Regions from separate parts of the Homo sapiens genome. Here region 1 is linked to region 2. A link is a loop called in an ENCODE intact Hi-C map of the cell type or tissue named here. Cell type or tissue: OCI-LY7. All regions are shown on one strand. Each heading gives the region's core, and the rest is flanking DNA. Links, peaks and the distances in the headings are about the cores only.

Evidence for each region. Peaks named below come from ENCODE experiments on the same cell type or tissue, not always from the same donor. Only the 100,000 strongest peaks of a DNase experiment are listed, where the experiment ranks them.
Region 1: a loop joins it to region 2, with 2.3 times the contacts of the local background. A loop is called at or near these places in 1 of 110 quality-filtered maps.

Annotation. Positions count from the first base shown.
Region 1 is chr12:99,277,056-99,287,555 of GRCh38, reverse strand. All of the region lies in intron 12 of ANKS1B (ankyrin repeat and sterile alpha motif domain containing 1B), which reads left to right. Among named protein-coding and RNA genes, the nearest start is that of GARIN6, 370 kb to the left of the region's middle. In OCI-LY7, for the core only: no CTCF peak of the experiment used is centred there; a DNase peak (open chromatin) is centred at 5,285; H3K4me3 peaks cover 1,211 bases; H3K27ac peaks cover 2,390 bases.
Region 2 is chr12:99,389,338-99,395,192 of GRCh38, reverse strand. The region is part of intron 12 of ANKS1B (ankyrin repeat and sterile alpha motif domain containing 1B); the gene reads left to right. Among named protein-coding and RNA genes, the nearest start is that of GARIN6, 260 kb to the left of the region's middle. In OCI-LY7, for the core only: CTCF peaks have their summits at 4,216 (motif pointing right) and 4,416 (motif pointing left); no DNase peak of the experiment used is centred there; H3K4me3 peaks cover 1,363 bases; H3K27ac peaks cover 2,500 bases.

The DNA.
Region 1 (10,500 bases), core at 3,891-6,390, 110 kb after region 2:
GTCTTGTGAGGTCATGTTTTCCTGAATGGTCTTAATGCTTGTGGGTGTTCATTTATTTTTGTGCATTGAAGAGTTAGGTATTTATTGTAGTCTTTGCAGTCTGAGCTTATTTGTACCCATCCTTCTTGGGAAGGCTTTCCAAGTATTCAAGTGTTATGATCTAAATCTTTAGTCACTGTTGCAATATCTGCATTAGGGGGCACTCCATGCTCAGTAACACTGGGACTCTTACAGACTTGTAGAAATACCACCTTCCTGGTCTTAGGTGAGATCCAGGGGAATTCCTTAGATTACTAGGCAGAGATTTGTTCTCTTCTCTCGCTTTCCTCCAAACAAATGGAGTCTCTCTCTGCATGCTGGGCTCCCTGGAGCTGTCAGAGGGGGTGACACAAGCACCCCTATGGTCACCATCACTGGGACTGTACTGTGTCAGACCTGAAGCCAGCATAACACTGGGTCTTGTCAATGTCCTGAGGTGTCCACTGCCTGGCTACCACCGATGCTCACTCAAGACTCAAAGGCTCTTCAGTCAGCAGGCAGCAAATGTAGCCAGGTTTATGCCCTTCCCTTCAGGGTGGTGAGCTCCCCCCTGGCCCAGAGTGGGACAAGAAATGCCATTTAGGAGCCCAGGTCTAGAGTTAGGAAACGTAAGAATCTACTTGGTACTCTATTCTACTGTGGCTGAGCTGGCACCCAAACCACAAGACAACATTCTTCCCACTCTTTCCTCTATGCAGAAGAAGTCTCTCGCTGTGGCCACCACTGTTCTAGGCTCACAGTGAGGATTGCCTGGTTACTGCTGATGTTTGCTCCAGGCCCAAGGACTCTTCAGTCAGCTTGTGGTGAATGCTGCCAGGCCTGGATCTCTCCCTTCGGAACAGTAGTCTTCACTCTGGCCCAGGATGGATCCAGAAATGCCATCTAAGAACCAAGGCCTGGAACTGGGGACCCTTGGAAACTGCTTGATGTTCTACTCCACTGTGGCTAAGCTGATACCCAAACTACAAGGCAAAGTCCCCTTTACTCTTCCCTCTCCTTTCCTCAAACAGGATTCTCTCCTCAAGGCCACAGCTGCTGGGAATGCACTCAGTCACACATAAAGCCAGTGTGGCCCTGGGTCTTACCCAAGGCCTATGACAAGTACTGCCTGGGTATTGCTCATGTTCATTCAAGGCCCAAGGGCTATTTAGCTGGCAGGTGATGAATTCTGCCAGGACTGGGTCCTTCCCTTCAAGGAAGCAGGTTATCTTCTGGCTCAGGATATATTTAGAAATTTTGTCCAGGAACCAGGACCTGGAATGAGGGCTGTCAGACTCTCCCTGGTGCCCTGTCCTACTGTGGCTTAGCTGGTATCCAAGTTGAAAAACGAAGTCCTCCTCTCCCCTCTCTTCTTCTCAAGCAGAAGGAAGGTGTGAATCCTGGAGCTGCAAGCTGTGCTGCCTGGAGTTGGCTGAGGGGTGGCACAAACATTCCCTTGCCCCTGTGGTTGGCATCTCACTAGGTTGTATGCACCCCAAATTCACTGACTCTGAGCCTAGAACAGCATCAGAACTTGCCCACAAATTGCAATTCTTGTGGCCTAGACCATCTTTCAAGTTTATTTAGAACTCCAGAGCGCTTTAGCTTGTTTTTGGGCTTGTCAGAATTCTGACAATACTGCTAGGTGATTCCCCTCTGGCTAAGGCTGGTCTAAATGCTCACTCTTTGGGTGCCAGCTGAGTTCTGCCCTGTGTTAGTCCCTGTTATGACAGCACAGCACTGAATTTCAGTGCAAAGTCCCACAATTACTGCTCTCTTCCTCCCCCAAGCACACAGATTCTCTCTCCATGCCACACAGTCACTGCCAGGGGATGAGGGAGGGGTGGCGCCAACATCTTTCATACTCTTTCAGTGCTTCTTTCATTGGTATGATGTTAAAACCAGGTACTATGATCACTCACCTGGTTTTTGGTTCTTATGAAGGTGTTTTCTTATGTGGATGGTTATTCAATTTGGTATTCTGCAGGGGCAACAATTGCTGGAAAGTTCTATTCAGTCATTTTGCTTCACCTTCTCTAGACTCGGTCATTTATACCTAGATATTTTTTGAAGAGAAATGAAAACAAATGGCGATAGAATGAGTTTTATACAAATGTCCATAGTAGCTTTATTTCTAATAGACAAAACCTGGCAGCAAACCAAATGTTCATCAGTAGGTGAATGGATAAATAAATTATGCTATATCCATACAATGGAACACTATTTGGCAATAAAAAGGAATGAACTATTAATATAAACAACATGGATAAATATCAAAATAACTATGCTGAGTAAAGGCAGCTAGACAAAAAAGTATATACTGTATAATTTCATTTAGATAAAATTCTAGAAAAGCTAAACTTACCTATAGTGACAGAAAGCATATTGTTTGTTGCCTGGTGGATGAGAAGATAATGAGGGACATGAGTGAGAAATTACAAAAGGGTAAAAGGAAATTTTTGGATGATAGATATGCCAATTTTGTTGATTGTGGTTATATTTTCATGCATATATCTAAATCTGAAAACTTTAAGTTATACACTTTAAGTGTGTTTAGTTTATTGTATGCCAATTATATCCTAATAAAAAATAGTTATATGTATATACACTATATAGATATGTACAAACATACACAAGCACCATACATGTAAAAGGATGTCAATGTAGCTGGAGAATAGTGAAGGAGAGAATGACTCAATATGATGTTAGAGGGGCAGGGAGGGGCCGGATCACAAAAAACCTTAAAGACCACAGGGAGGAGCTTGGACGTTGTTCCAAGTACTATAGGGAGCCATTGAAAGATTGTAAGTAGAGAAATGATTTGATTTGATTTACATTTTAGTCGGATTATTCCAAGTGCTACATGGAGAATGGATTACAGAAGAGCAACAGAAGCAATGAAGAGACTGGTTGAAAAGCTTTTGTCATTGTCCTGGCAAGAAAAAAAACACTGGTTTGGACTAAGGTGGCAGGAGTAGAAATGGAGGGAAGGATACAGGAAAATAAAATCTTTCTAAAATGAATGGCTTTCGGGATTGTTAAAATCTAGATTTGGATAATTTTAGGGACTTATAATTTGGAATATTATTTGTAAAGCACTGTTATAATCTAGGTCACAGTTCACCCAATGCAGCTCATTTTATTGTCCATCTTACCAGTAGCCTGTTTTTCTTGTTTCTCTACTTTGAGCACCCAAGTGCTAGCAGTAGGGTAAAGCACCCAACTCTTCCTTCTCTCTGCACTGCTGCCCAATTCTTCCTTACAAAGAGGCTCTAATATACACAATTTAAATCCAACTGGGTTGGGGTGGGGAAGAGGAGGAGGGATAAGAACTTGAAAAAGAATCTGCTTGAGCCTGATACTAGGATCAGATGATCCCCTGAGATTCCCTACAGATTGTTTACTACTTTACTAGGTAAGTTTCGGTGTTACTCTGGGATTTATCTCTTCTTTATGAAAAAGTATTCCTACTTCATGATTCTTGTTGTAAAAGATAATCCTCAGGGTAACCCAGAACTTATTTAGGATTATTTAGGAGGAGTCTTGTTAAGGAAAAGCAAAAAAAAGCCATTCAGATATTAATTCATCCATTCATTTAGTTTTTCCTTTATTCTTTCAATAAGTATTCAGTGGTAAATGTTGAAAGCAGATAAATGAAATAAAAGCAGGAGATTGTGGCAGGGTATTATTTCAGCTACCCCTGGTTTATTCAGTAAACATTTTCTTTAGTCTTCCTAAGTAAAGCTTATTTTATTTTCAGAACTAAAAGAAACTACATGTGCATAAAAGAAAGCATAGACTTTCTTCAAAGACAGATGATCTTGAATCACTACAAGGTGTCTAGCTACAACAATAGGTTTTAACAGCTGCAGTGAAAGATCTACTTAACCCAGCTATTTATATACAGATAGTTCTTCCATAGCACTGAAACAAATCCTCTGAAATTAAATTATTTGGTGAGCAGTTAAATGTTGAAGTAAGGATACACTCCTGCCAGGTGATAAAGAACTCATCCTCCCTCCATTTTCCCAGCTTCACATTAGTGACCACTCTCCTTTAAACCTGACTCCTCACAAAACACAGGAAGAGAACAAACAGTAAAGATGAATATCTGATAACAGTGAGCTCTATCACTGAAAAATGTATAACTAATAACTGAAGAATAATGAGGCTCTTACTTCCATAGCCAACACTGTTGGACTATAGGGTTCATATTTGAGGACCTGATTGAGGAGCCAAAAAATAGAAGGAAGCATGAGAAATCTGGCATCTACCCAGAATTTCACCAAGAGTCAGGAATAACATTTATTAAGCACATTCTAGATCTTATGTATGCTTTCCCATGTTACTTCTTTTCAGCCTTTGGAAATCCTCTGACCTAGGAATTATTTTCTGTATTTTTCACTTATGGAAACTGAAACCTGGAGAGGTCTCATAAGAATGAAGACTTGCATTCTAAACATCTCTTCTGACATCCCCAGCTGCTTCCTTTTATTCTCTTTTCTTTGACCCCTAAACGTCAGAATGCTCCAGGCTTAGTTCTTGTCTCCGCTATTTCTTTTCTTTTTTTCTCAATTAACCTCAATAGTTTATTGTCTTATTCATGCTGATGACTCCAAAGTTTATATTCCTAACCTGAGTCTCTCTGCAGCTGTTGTATTCAGCTGCCTACTTGACTATTTGACCTCTCCATTTGAATGTCTAGTAGGCATTTCACCCTTTAAATGTCTAAAACGAAACTCTAAATTCTCACAGCCATAAAACCTCTTCCTTGTTCAGGTTTCCCCATGTCAGTTAATGAAAACTCCATCCTTTTCACTTGCTCAGAACATTTTTAGCACCTCTTTTTTTTGATATGGCACATCCGATACATCAGTAAATCTTGTTAGTTCTACGTTCATAGAACAAAAGCTAACCACTTCTCACTAGCTGCATACCTAATGTTTTAGACCAAGCCATGGTCTTTTCCTGCCTGGATTAGGGGAATAATAGCCTTTTAATTGGCCTGCTTCGACCTTCTCTTCCCTACAGTCTATTCGCACAAGAGTAGCCAGAGTAGTCTTTTGAAAACACATGTCACATCTCTCCCCCAAACCCTCCAAGGTTTTTCAACTCTTAAATCAGTGAAAACCAGAAGCCCTATAAAAGTAAGGCAAGGTTTACATGAGGTAGTCCTATGCCTTGCTGATCTCATCCCTTACTACTCTCTCTTTTGCCCACTTTGCTCCAGCCACACTGGCATTGCTATTCTTGAACATACCAAGCATAGTCATGCATCAGGGACTTCGCACCTGCTATTTCCTCTGCCTAGAATGCTCTTCTCCCAGGTAGCCAAATGGCTTATTTCTGCACTTCCTACAGTTCTCTACTCAAACATGGCTTTATCAAAGATGCTTTCCTGACTACCACAAAATAGCAAATTCCTCCCCTCACAACACACCCATCTTCCTTACCTTCTATATTTTTCTTAATTGCCTGTATTATTACTGCACATACTATACATTTGACTTGTTTTCTTTTGATCTCTCACCACTAAAAGGTAATCTCCATGAGAACAGGAACTTTGTTTTATTCTTACTGAAGGCCCAGCACATACAACAGTGGCTGTTATGTATTAGACTGAATCATACAAAACCATTATTTTTGTAGTTCAAATAAAGTTGAGTATCAGCATCTTTATGGTTCAATTTAGTAGGTTCTCAGTACACACTTGTTTAATTGATGAATTAATTAATAGTGATGAATGAATTAAACCTATGACAGCCTACTTTCAAAGCCCATGTTCCTCCTAGTATACAATTCTACTTCTCTATTAATGAAATTGCTTCCTGGCAAAATGTTTCTTACTTTTCACAAGTTCTTTTATTTTTTCACAGTCATGAAGTTTGATATACTAGTTATGGGCGTTTGTATAGCCAGAAAAAAATAATAAAAGTATGCTGGTGCTTGCTAATTATTTTGGAAGTACCCGCCAACAGACAGTATTTGTTCTTTGTCTCTTAAGAAGAGCCAGACTGGATGAGTCAGATCTGAACATTGCCACTGAATTCAGCTACTTGGGCTAGACTCCATGGCTTCATGTGAGCCAGAACACTGGTCATGGTAAAGCACCCCTCTACTATCAGTTCATGACTCAGACTTTTCTCTTTTAATTTTGAAAATTCACAAGCAAAGAGGTATTCATTCCACTGAAACAGTTAATTTTTAGTTACATTTTGACTTGAGTGAATTACCCTTCAATTTCATAAAAATCTAGCATGTAATAAATGCTACAGTAAATACCACTAGCTGCCATAATACATAAACCGCATACTCTGAGTGGATCAGCACAATAAGTGTTTATTTCTCATTCATGTTGCAGTACAATGAAGGTAGACTAGGCAGCTCTCTTCTTATGCTTTATTCAGGGACCCCAGATGCCTACCATTTTGTGGCCCCACCTTTCCCTAGGTTCATAGCATCCTCTCCATCCATTCAGTAAGTAGATGAGAGAAGAGAGCAAGGATTCTCTGTGGAAGGGGTTATGGTTTAGGCTCATGTGTTAGTCAAGGGTCTCCAGAGAAACAGAACCAATAGCGAGAGAGAGAGAGAGTGTGTGTGTGTGTGTGTATGTGCGCACGTGTGTGTGTGTACGTGCATGTGTGTGTGTGTGAGAGAGAGAGAGAGACAGACAGAGAGAGAGAGAGAGAGAGAGAGATTTATTATAAGGAATTGGCTCATGCTATTACGGAGGCTGACATATCCTAAGATCTGCAGTCAGCAAGCTGGAGACCCAGGAGAGCTGATGTTGCCATCCAAGTCTGAAAGCAGAAAAGAAAACAACATCTTAGCCCAAAGGCAGTCAGGTAATGGGAATTCCTTTTCACTCGGCCTTTTTGTTCTAGTTAGTCTTCAACTGATTGCCCTACCCATATTAGAGAGGGCAATCTACTGTACTCAGTCTACCAGTTCAAATGTTAGTCCCATCCAGAAACACCCTCACAGATCCACCTAGAATAATGTTTGGCCAAAAACCAGAGCACTCTGTGGCCCCATCAGGTTAACATAAAATGTACCATGGCAGCCCAGAAGTAAAACACATAACTTGTGCTTACATAAATTGTGCTTATATTCCATTGTCCAGAACTAACTAATATGGTCACCTACCTATAAAGGACAGTTGAGGAAGAGAGTCAGATTATGTATCCAGCAAGACAAGGAGAAGACATTTATGGTGAGCACTGGCAGGCCCTGCCAAACCATATAGCTGCATGTCTACTCACTAGCATTCCTCGATGTTAGTGTTTGTTATAAAATTTTATAACAATCTCTCTTTCTCTTTCTCTCTCTCTCTCACACACACACATGCACGTACACACACACACATACACACACACACACAGACTCTATTGGTTCTGTTTCTCTGGAGACCCTTCATCTGAAAAATGTATGAATTTTTGATATTTGGATAAAATATCAATTATGAGAATTGTTTATAATATATTTTGAGCTGCTGGTTCCTTTAATTATTATTTATTTTATTTTTATTTTTTTGAGACAGGGTCTCACTCATGTCACCTAGGCTGGAGTGCAGTTGTGCGATCACAACTCACTGAACCCTCAACCTCCCAGGCTCAGGTGATCCTCCGACCTCATCTTCCCAGGTAGCTGGGACTATAGGCATGCACCACATGCCCAGCTAATTTTTTTAGAGATGGGGTTTCACCATGTTGCCTAGGCTGGTCCTGAACTCCTGGGTTCAAGTGATCCACCCACCTTGGCCTCCCAAAGTGCTAGGATTACAGGCATGAGCCACCATGCCCAACCCCTAATTATTATTTCTCAGTAATTTAGACAGTTATAGAAACCCCCATCTTATTCCTATATTTGTTCATTTTGAGAACATGTTTGATAATATTCAACTGCACTTTACAAGGCTAATCAGCATTTGTCAAAAGATAAAGCTTCTACAACCTCCCCCCACCCCACCCCACAGATTGCATGCTTCCATTTATATGAAGTGTCTAGAATAGGCAAATCTATAGAGAGAGAAACTGGATTAGTGGTTGCCTAGGGCTGGGGGTGGGAAGAGTGTGAATGAGGAGTGACTGCTGCAAGGTTTCTTTTTTGGATGATGGAAATCTTCTACAATTAGATTATGGGAGTGGCTGTACAATTCTCTAAGTACACTAAAAATCATTGAATTGTATACTTTAAACAGATGAATTTTACAGTATGTAGATTATATCTCAATAGCCCTTTTCCTTATAATAGAGCTGATGTAATTCAATTAATTTTTCTTATTGGTGAAAGCTTTCAGATTACCTCCTAACCCATGTCAGCCTGAAAAGAAGGGTTGGCAGAAAATGCTGAGGAAGACTCAGAACAAAAGGACAAAGGCAGGAGGATAGTCTGAGCCCAGGAATTCAAGGCCAGCCTGGAGCCAGTCAGTGAGTCAACGAGTCAGTGAATGGGCATGTGGTGAGGGCCTACACCATTTCAGGCACCATTCTGGGACCTGAAAATGGAAACACAAAGAAAACCACAGTCTTTGTCTTCAGGGGATTCGCAATCTAGTGAAAGAGTCAGATTTGTACCAAGTGCCATATGCTACATTTTGGGTGCAATAATTTAGGTTAATACAAGATCATATGAAGCAGCAGAAAGGCTAGTCATACCTAGATATTTTTAAATATTTAATGCAATTACATTGTCCACAGCCAGTAGAGACTTTTCCTTTCATATTTTCAGGATGACTTGTACTTTTTATTTTTTGCTTGAAGTATTTACCTTTCTCCATTTATTTTATTAATTTACATATTAATTTTACAAATATGTACCAGTTAGGTTGTTAGATATTGGGACATGATCACATACACAGAAGATTACAATCCTTCATGCAGTATCCATATTTAACTCAGCTTGGGGAGGTTTCAAAGTCTTCTTGGAGGAGGTGATGCCTGACCTTGGTCTTGAAGGATGTGTAAGAATCAAAGAGGGGGAGGAAGTGCAGAAGAGGGTACACAAAAGCATATGGAAACAAAATATATTTGGGGAACTTCTTTTTTCCTATGTCTCTGTCCATATTAGTTAAGATAAATATCAGCTGTGGGAACAGACACATCCCCAAAATTGTAGTGGTTTATCATAATAGCAAATATTTTCCTTGCTTATGTAAAGTCCAAATGATGGGACCTGGACACAGGGGTTCATACAGAGACCTTGCAGGATTCAACACATGGCTTCCGAAGTCAGCCTCAGTGTTGATATCTAGCCAGCAGATGGGAAAGACAGTGGAAGACTGCATGAAAGTTTCCCCTGGGCCAGGCCTGTATGTGGTGTGCATCACTTCTGCCTGCATTCTCTTGGCCAGCTCTCTGTCACATGGTCCCACTTAAATGAAGGGAGCTAGAGAAATGTAATTCCTGATGGGCAGCTGCTTCCCAGCAACACAGCGGCTCCATTCTGTGGAAGGGAATATTAATCTTTGGCAGACAGCTTGATTTCTAATATCCTCGCTTGAAGAGTTTTATCTTTTATCTCTTAAAATGTAGAATTAGGTCTGTGGATTATCACTTTCATCAGTTTGCTCACAAATCAAGTGAATCTGCTGAGAATGATCACAAAGCATGTTCAAATTATCTCCTGAATAGGAAAGACAAATATCTATTGTTCAGGCTACCAGATGAGACCTATTCAGGAATAGTCTATGGGGCAATACTTCACAATGGTCTGGTCTGTTCCACCCCATAAATGTGTATTCAACCTTACAGTGATCAAGAACTTACCTTTTTCTCTGAGTTCCCTTAAGACTCAGCACCAGTTAGTGACTCATACCAGTTCAAAAGCACATACTATCTTGAACCAGATCTTGACTGCATAGGGTTCAGTTTTGCTTCCCAAACTACTGAACAGTACCGAGGACTCAAGGACTTCTGTAGAACTGGGCGAGCCTCAGAAGTAAAGGGAAGAACTCTTTACTAACCCACAAGTGCATCTTTGGTTCTATCTTCAACATTTCATGTGTACACATAGCTTTAGAGCCTCCTATTTTATTATTTTATATTTCTCTCCAATAAACAATATTCTTTTTAATTTTCACAGACCCTTTTCTGCTGGTAAAATCAATATTTCCTTGGATTCTCAGCTGCCATTTTTCGATGTGGCACCAAAGTAGCTTTGATAACATGATTCTTACATGGCCTGTGGAGGAATCCAGTGATTTTGTTTTTGCTTTTAATTCATGGTAAGGGTAAATAGGGGTGATCTTCCTTTCATTGGGTACTCAGTGGGAAATAAACACAGTCACATTTTAAAATAAGACTTTGTCATTTACTAAGAACTACATGGCAGATAGGAATGGATGAGGGGGAGTGCTTATCAGATGGCACCTGGAGACTATCACGTCTCAGTTTTTTAATACATCAAAATAACAAGTTCTCTTTTGTACTTGAAGGTATCTCAAGACTCCTTTCAAGAACTGCTCTGTGATCATCAGGTTAG
Region 2 (5,855 bases), core at 3,356-5,855:
TGGATGCAGGAAAGCCAGTTAGAAGGCAATTGTAGCATTGCAGTAAGAGAGGGAAAGCAGCTAAGATCACAGGTGAATCAGCAGAGTTAGAGAGAAATGGAGAGATGTTGGACATATTTTTAAGGCAGATCCAATGGAATTTCATGGTGGAGTGGACATGGTATATGAGAAAATGAGAAGAATTAAGGATGACTCCAAGACCTTTCTCCTTAACAACTGTAAGAATGAATTTCCTATCGTTTGACACACAAGAGATTTGGGGAAGAGAAGGTTTGGTAAACAGTGAGAAATACCAGGAGTTAATTTTGAGATGCCTACTGAATATCTGAATAGATGTGTCAAGTAGGCAGCAGAAGGTCCAGTCTGCAGGTATAGATGTGAACGTCGTCATTATACAGATGATATGCAGCGTGTGTAGAGGAAGAAGACCAATAACTGAGCTTGAGGAAGGATGGAATGAAAGGCAGCACCAGCAAGGGAAGCTGATAAGGAGCAACCTGTGAGATAGAAGGAAATCTTTTGGTGAGTGTCTTGTTCTGAAGTCAGGTGAAGAAAGTTATTAAGAAGGAAAGAGGGATCAACTCTGTCAAATATAGCTGATAAGTTAAGTAGGATGAGGACTAAGTTAGAATAGGTTCATGGATTTAACAATATTGGGGGTGGGGGGGTCACTGCTGACCTTGACAAGAGCAATTTGGTTGGAAATGATAGAGCCTCATGTGGTGGTTTTAAGGGAGAAAGGGAGGAGAGGACTTAGAGTAATGATAGACTACCCTTGAAGGAATTTCTTCACAGGGGAATTTTTAAGTTACGATGGAGGAGAAAGAGGGGATGATGAATTCTATTATTAACCAAGTGGAGAGACTGGTTTTGGACAGGAGCATGAACAGATGTTTTGGTTGTGGGTGCAAATACTGGCAGGAGATCCATGTGGTGGGAATCTGGGGAAGATCTGTTCTGATAGTTTTCAGTTTTTCTACAAAGTAGAGAGCAGCAGCTTCAATTGAAACCAAAGACAGAGAAGGAAATGTAGAGTTTGAGGAAAGAGAGAACAGTGTGAAATAGTTGTTTAGAAGAAACAGTGAGTGGACAAAGGAGGTATATGATGTGATCACCTGGCAGCATTAAAGGCCTATTTAAAGTCTGTGTTCATGCATTTAGAATTAGACTATCCAATGTGGTTCTGTGTTTTTCTCCAGCCTATGTCAGCTGGAGGATGCAGGTGCAGAGTATTTGGAGAGTTGAATTTTACATAGGTTGTGGTTTTGCTAAATTGGTATATTGAAGTGATTGAAGAGCAAGGAAATATAAATGCAAGGGAGTGTAATATTTAACCATAGACTTCAAGATGAAGAGGGAAGTGAAAGAGAACAAGGAGATAATTAACACTGAAAAATCAATAAGATCTTAGGACTGGAGATTCCAGTGGGGTCAAAGTATTGCTGGAGTCAAGGTATTAAAGAAGAGGGTTGGAATAATTGTTGGATTCAAAGAATGGGATGCACAAGGAACTAGGAATGATTATAATTATCAGCAATTGTCTTAAGACCATGGGACTGAGCAGCTGAGTTAGCCTCTCCTCCATCAACATATTCTTAAATACTGCAATTAAATCAGTACAACAATTTCCTGGAAGAAATGTTTGATACTTCTAAAGACATAACATTCACTGCGTTCATAATATTTAATCTTTCCATTTGTTTAACACATTGTAATATAGATCACCTTTATCTGAGTTCACTTCTTCTATACTTTGTCCCACTCTTCCTTGAGGTGCCAAGGCTCCTCATGTCATTCCCTGGCTGCCAAAGTCTCCCTAAGAGAGGTGTTTCATTCAAGGCCACTTCCCTAAGGGGCTCTCTCTGCACATGGCCACTATGTGTCTCATTCTCATGTGAAACCTTTGAATGACCTGAGAACCCATCTGCTAAGATATTTCAATCTCTTGGGTCCCCTTAATGGTTGCCAGTGTGTTCTTCTTTCCTCGGGTAACAGTTTTTTTTAAATAGAGGTGGTGAGGAGTGGTAGAATTCTGGATCTATGTTAAAGGTAGATCTATCTGTCTATCTATCTATCTATCTATCTATCTATCTATCATCTGTCTATCGATTGATCTATCAATCTATCTACATATATATTTGGATGAATTGGAGGTAGGATATAAGAAAATAAAAGGGACCAAAGTTGTAATTCAAAGATATTTGGTGTTTTGACCTTTGGAAAGATGGAGCTGATATTAGTGGAGATGGGGAAATCTCAGTTTTGAACATTTTAATTTGAAAATCTGTTGGATATTCAAGTAGATATGTAGAGTAGATAGTTGAGATAATGATTTTTTTTCAGTGAGGGAGGGTAGGGTGGGAGGAAGCCATGTGATAATTTTATGCTTATCAGAAGTAAAGAGTATCCGTTTTAAAAGACCGAAAAATAGCATCTCAGCCTATTGTGAGTGAATTTATGAGTTCTGAACTCTGGATAGTTGTGTTGTGAATTGCTGGGGGAAAAGAAGCTGAGCATCGCCAGTGATAACAGGTGTTCTCTATCTTTATAGAAAGCTGTGTCCAAAAAGTTGTTTCCACATGAAGAATTTTGTGCATTAGCACTTTCTCAAGGGCACCTGCTAAGCAAGTCAACTACCTTGGGTAACTAATTATCTTCAGTTTTGCTAGTAGTTTCAAACCATCACCTCCTGCAGGAGAAAACTGATGGGAGGAGAAAACCCAAAAGGAGTAAAGTGGAAAAGTGCTTCTTTCCAAGTGGGAGAAATAACAAAAACAAAAGCCTGTAAGTGCTTAGCAGCATAGGACGCTTTTCTGCAAAGGAGAGAAAACACTAGAGGAGAACTAAAATTAGAATGGAGAGGGTGGCATAGGCCTCTCACACTGATCAGGGATTGCCAGAAAGGCAAATGAAGGCCTGTGTTTTAATTAGCTCACATGGCCTGGAAATAGACCTCCTGAAGCTGAGACATCATTATTACAGCAGCCACTGGACACAGGCAGCTGAGGGAGGCTTTGGCCTCCAGCCGACAGGAAGGCCAGGAACAGGCTGCTGAGATGACCTCTCAACTCCAAGCTAAGATTCGGGGCAAGCTGATATGGAGAAAGTAAAGGGTTAGAGAGGATGATGCGAGATTACATCTTTGGGACCTGTTTTCCTAAAAATATATACATTAAATATATTAGCTGAGTTATTGGTTGGTAAGTTCAGTACTTTCAATAGACCAGGATTTTAGGTACCCTAGAGGCAAGTATTTTTATATCAAATGCTGCATATAGATGTAATGGTAAATTATATTCTTGTCACTTCTTGATAAATCATGAAATGTGTCTCCTGTACTTTTTCCTGTTTTCCTGTGGTGTCACATGATGACTTTCACCCAGTGCCTTTGTGACAAATTGCACATCAGGTAGAAGGCAAGGTACAGGTTACGAGATGCTTGATGAAGAAAAGTTGATTGCTTTTCAGCACTTAAAATTATGAAAATATATAGTTAGATAATGGGGTGATGTTAGTTAGCTAGTGCATGGGACTTGCTACTCCAAATGAAATTAGTTGATATAATACTATTGGCTTACCTAAGCAATATTAAATAAATATGTTTACTCAGGGTGTGCCATGAGAAAGTGCTGTGAGAGTATCTCAAGGGGGTGACTGATCTCATGCCAACAATGAGTGGGGCTCTGAAAGACAAAGAAGAATTAAGTAGGCCAAGGTGGGGAAGGAAGATTATTCTTTAAAGAAGGAATAGCATATTTAAAAAAATCCCTGTGGTAGAAATTAACATGAAACTGCAGGTCAGAGAGAAAGGAGAGAAATGACAGCAGTTGAAGCTGCAAAGCGAGTAAAAGCCCAATCAAACCCTTGTAGCTACCTTCAGGATTTTGGTATTTATCCTAAGAGCAATGAGAAGTCATTGATAGGTGTTTTAAACGAAGAGAGATGATCTGATTTGCATTTTACTGTCCGGTGGCTCTTATTTTCTCTGTGAACCAAGAGCAAGGCTGTCTTTGGAGAGTAACAAAAGAGGGCAAAGATGAGATATTTGAGGAGGATGGAGAAAGTTTGAATTAGCTTTTTGTTCAAACTCCTAACGAATGAATGGCTGGTACATGGGGCCGGAGAGACACACAGGAAAAGGGATAATAGGGAGTGGGCATCCCTTCCAGTATACCTGTGGCCTGCAGGTGGCATATTTAGGTCAAGACCATTCTGGCCAGAGCCTGGAGCTCTTTCTGGCTGGTCACCTCAGCTCGCCTCGCACTGGCAAAGTGGTCCCTCTGAGTCTCTGCCAGGTCGGCCATCTGTCTTTCCTAGCCTCTGCAGCGGTCACCTCTCCCCTTGCCAAGCTGGCCCCAGGGCAGTCCAGTTGGCTTTCAGACCAGCTGCCTGCTGAGGCCCCCTTCTGGAGGCTCCAGGTACCTCTGGGTCTCATTCGTAATTTAGGAATATCAGTGGGACTCAGAAAGATTTATCCCCAAAATCTTGCTAGTCCTTACCACAGGGAACTATCAAGTTTAATGGGATGTGGCCCTGCCCAGAATCTAGATGGGATTGGGAACCCAGAGCTCTCTTTTCTTATGTTTGCCCAATACCTATTTATTATGCTACATTCTCTCGAGGCCAGTGCCCAGAAAGGAAAGTTCCAGACACAAATGTAGAACTATTTCCCTATCCTCCCCATCTCATTCAGCCTTTTCCGTTTTGAAATTCTCCAGAAGCTGGTATGTCCTTTCTCTTCTGGGATGGGCTTCTCATTTGTCTATACAATAGATCTTCATACGTCATTCTGATTGGTCTAAAGCAGGACTCTGATTTTTAAGTCTATTGACTTGCTAACCCACCTTTTCTTCCGTGAGGGCATTAGGTACCCTGTCCAGCCCTGGAAGAGGAGCAGTTTCCAGTGAAACACAATTTGAAGATGGAAATATATCAAGTTCTTCTTTAAAAAATACTATCCCTATTACATTAAGCCAGTGCCATTAACTGCAAACTACATAAACACAACATATGCTTAATTAATGTAGCTTCATAAATGCTTAATACATGTGGGTATTATTACTTTTTTATTGCTGTTATTACTAAAGATCTAGGCAACAAGCAGAGCCTGAAATTTTAGAATTCTGTACAAATTGCAGAGCACCCGGGTGCTATGAGTCCAGCCAGGCACCAGAGTCTTAAATTCACAAAATTGCTTGGAACAAGCAGGTCAACCTGCTGATGAGCAGAGCTGAAAATTCCATCTGCTCTGTGCCCCAGTTTTATGTATCCTGGGGTGGGAAGGTGTGTCACTGCTGGGGACAGCCAGAGTCCTACAAGCGCTAATCCTTCCAAAATTACAGCAGAGGCAAGGGCGCAGTAGTTTCAGAGAGATTTTGTGTTGAAAATCTGTTTTTTTTTAAATCAATTTTTTATTAACTCAATTTTCTCTTGCTTTAACTTCTATTAATGCACGTGAAAATATAACAGATTTGTTACCTGAAATTTTCTTTGAAATTCAAATTTATTGCTGTATATATCTTCTCTCTAATTATCTTGTCATTTTTAGTTTACTTAGTAGTTTTTCTCTCCTGACTTTCTCAACCAGGATGTTTATATCTCTTGAAAAATCTCCCTGCGTATTAGTTATATTTGTGTGATATATGTGTGATCATTAAAGTTAAAAATAAAGCTGTGAGAGAAAAGCTTACGGTAATTGAAAAATTAAAACAAAAGGAGGAAAAGAGTCTTTTGGTATTCCCAGGTTGGTGCTATGGAGAAAATCCCCTCCTTCCCCCTAGTTGAAAACAGTTTTCAAACTACAAGTCCTTTTTCTCTATTCAGATCTTCTATCTGTACAGTCTTCTTTGGGGAGA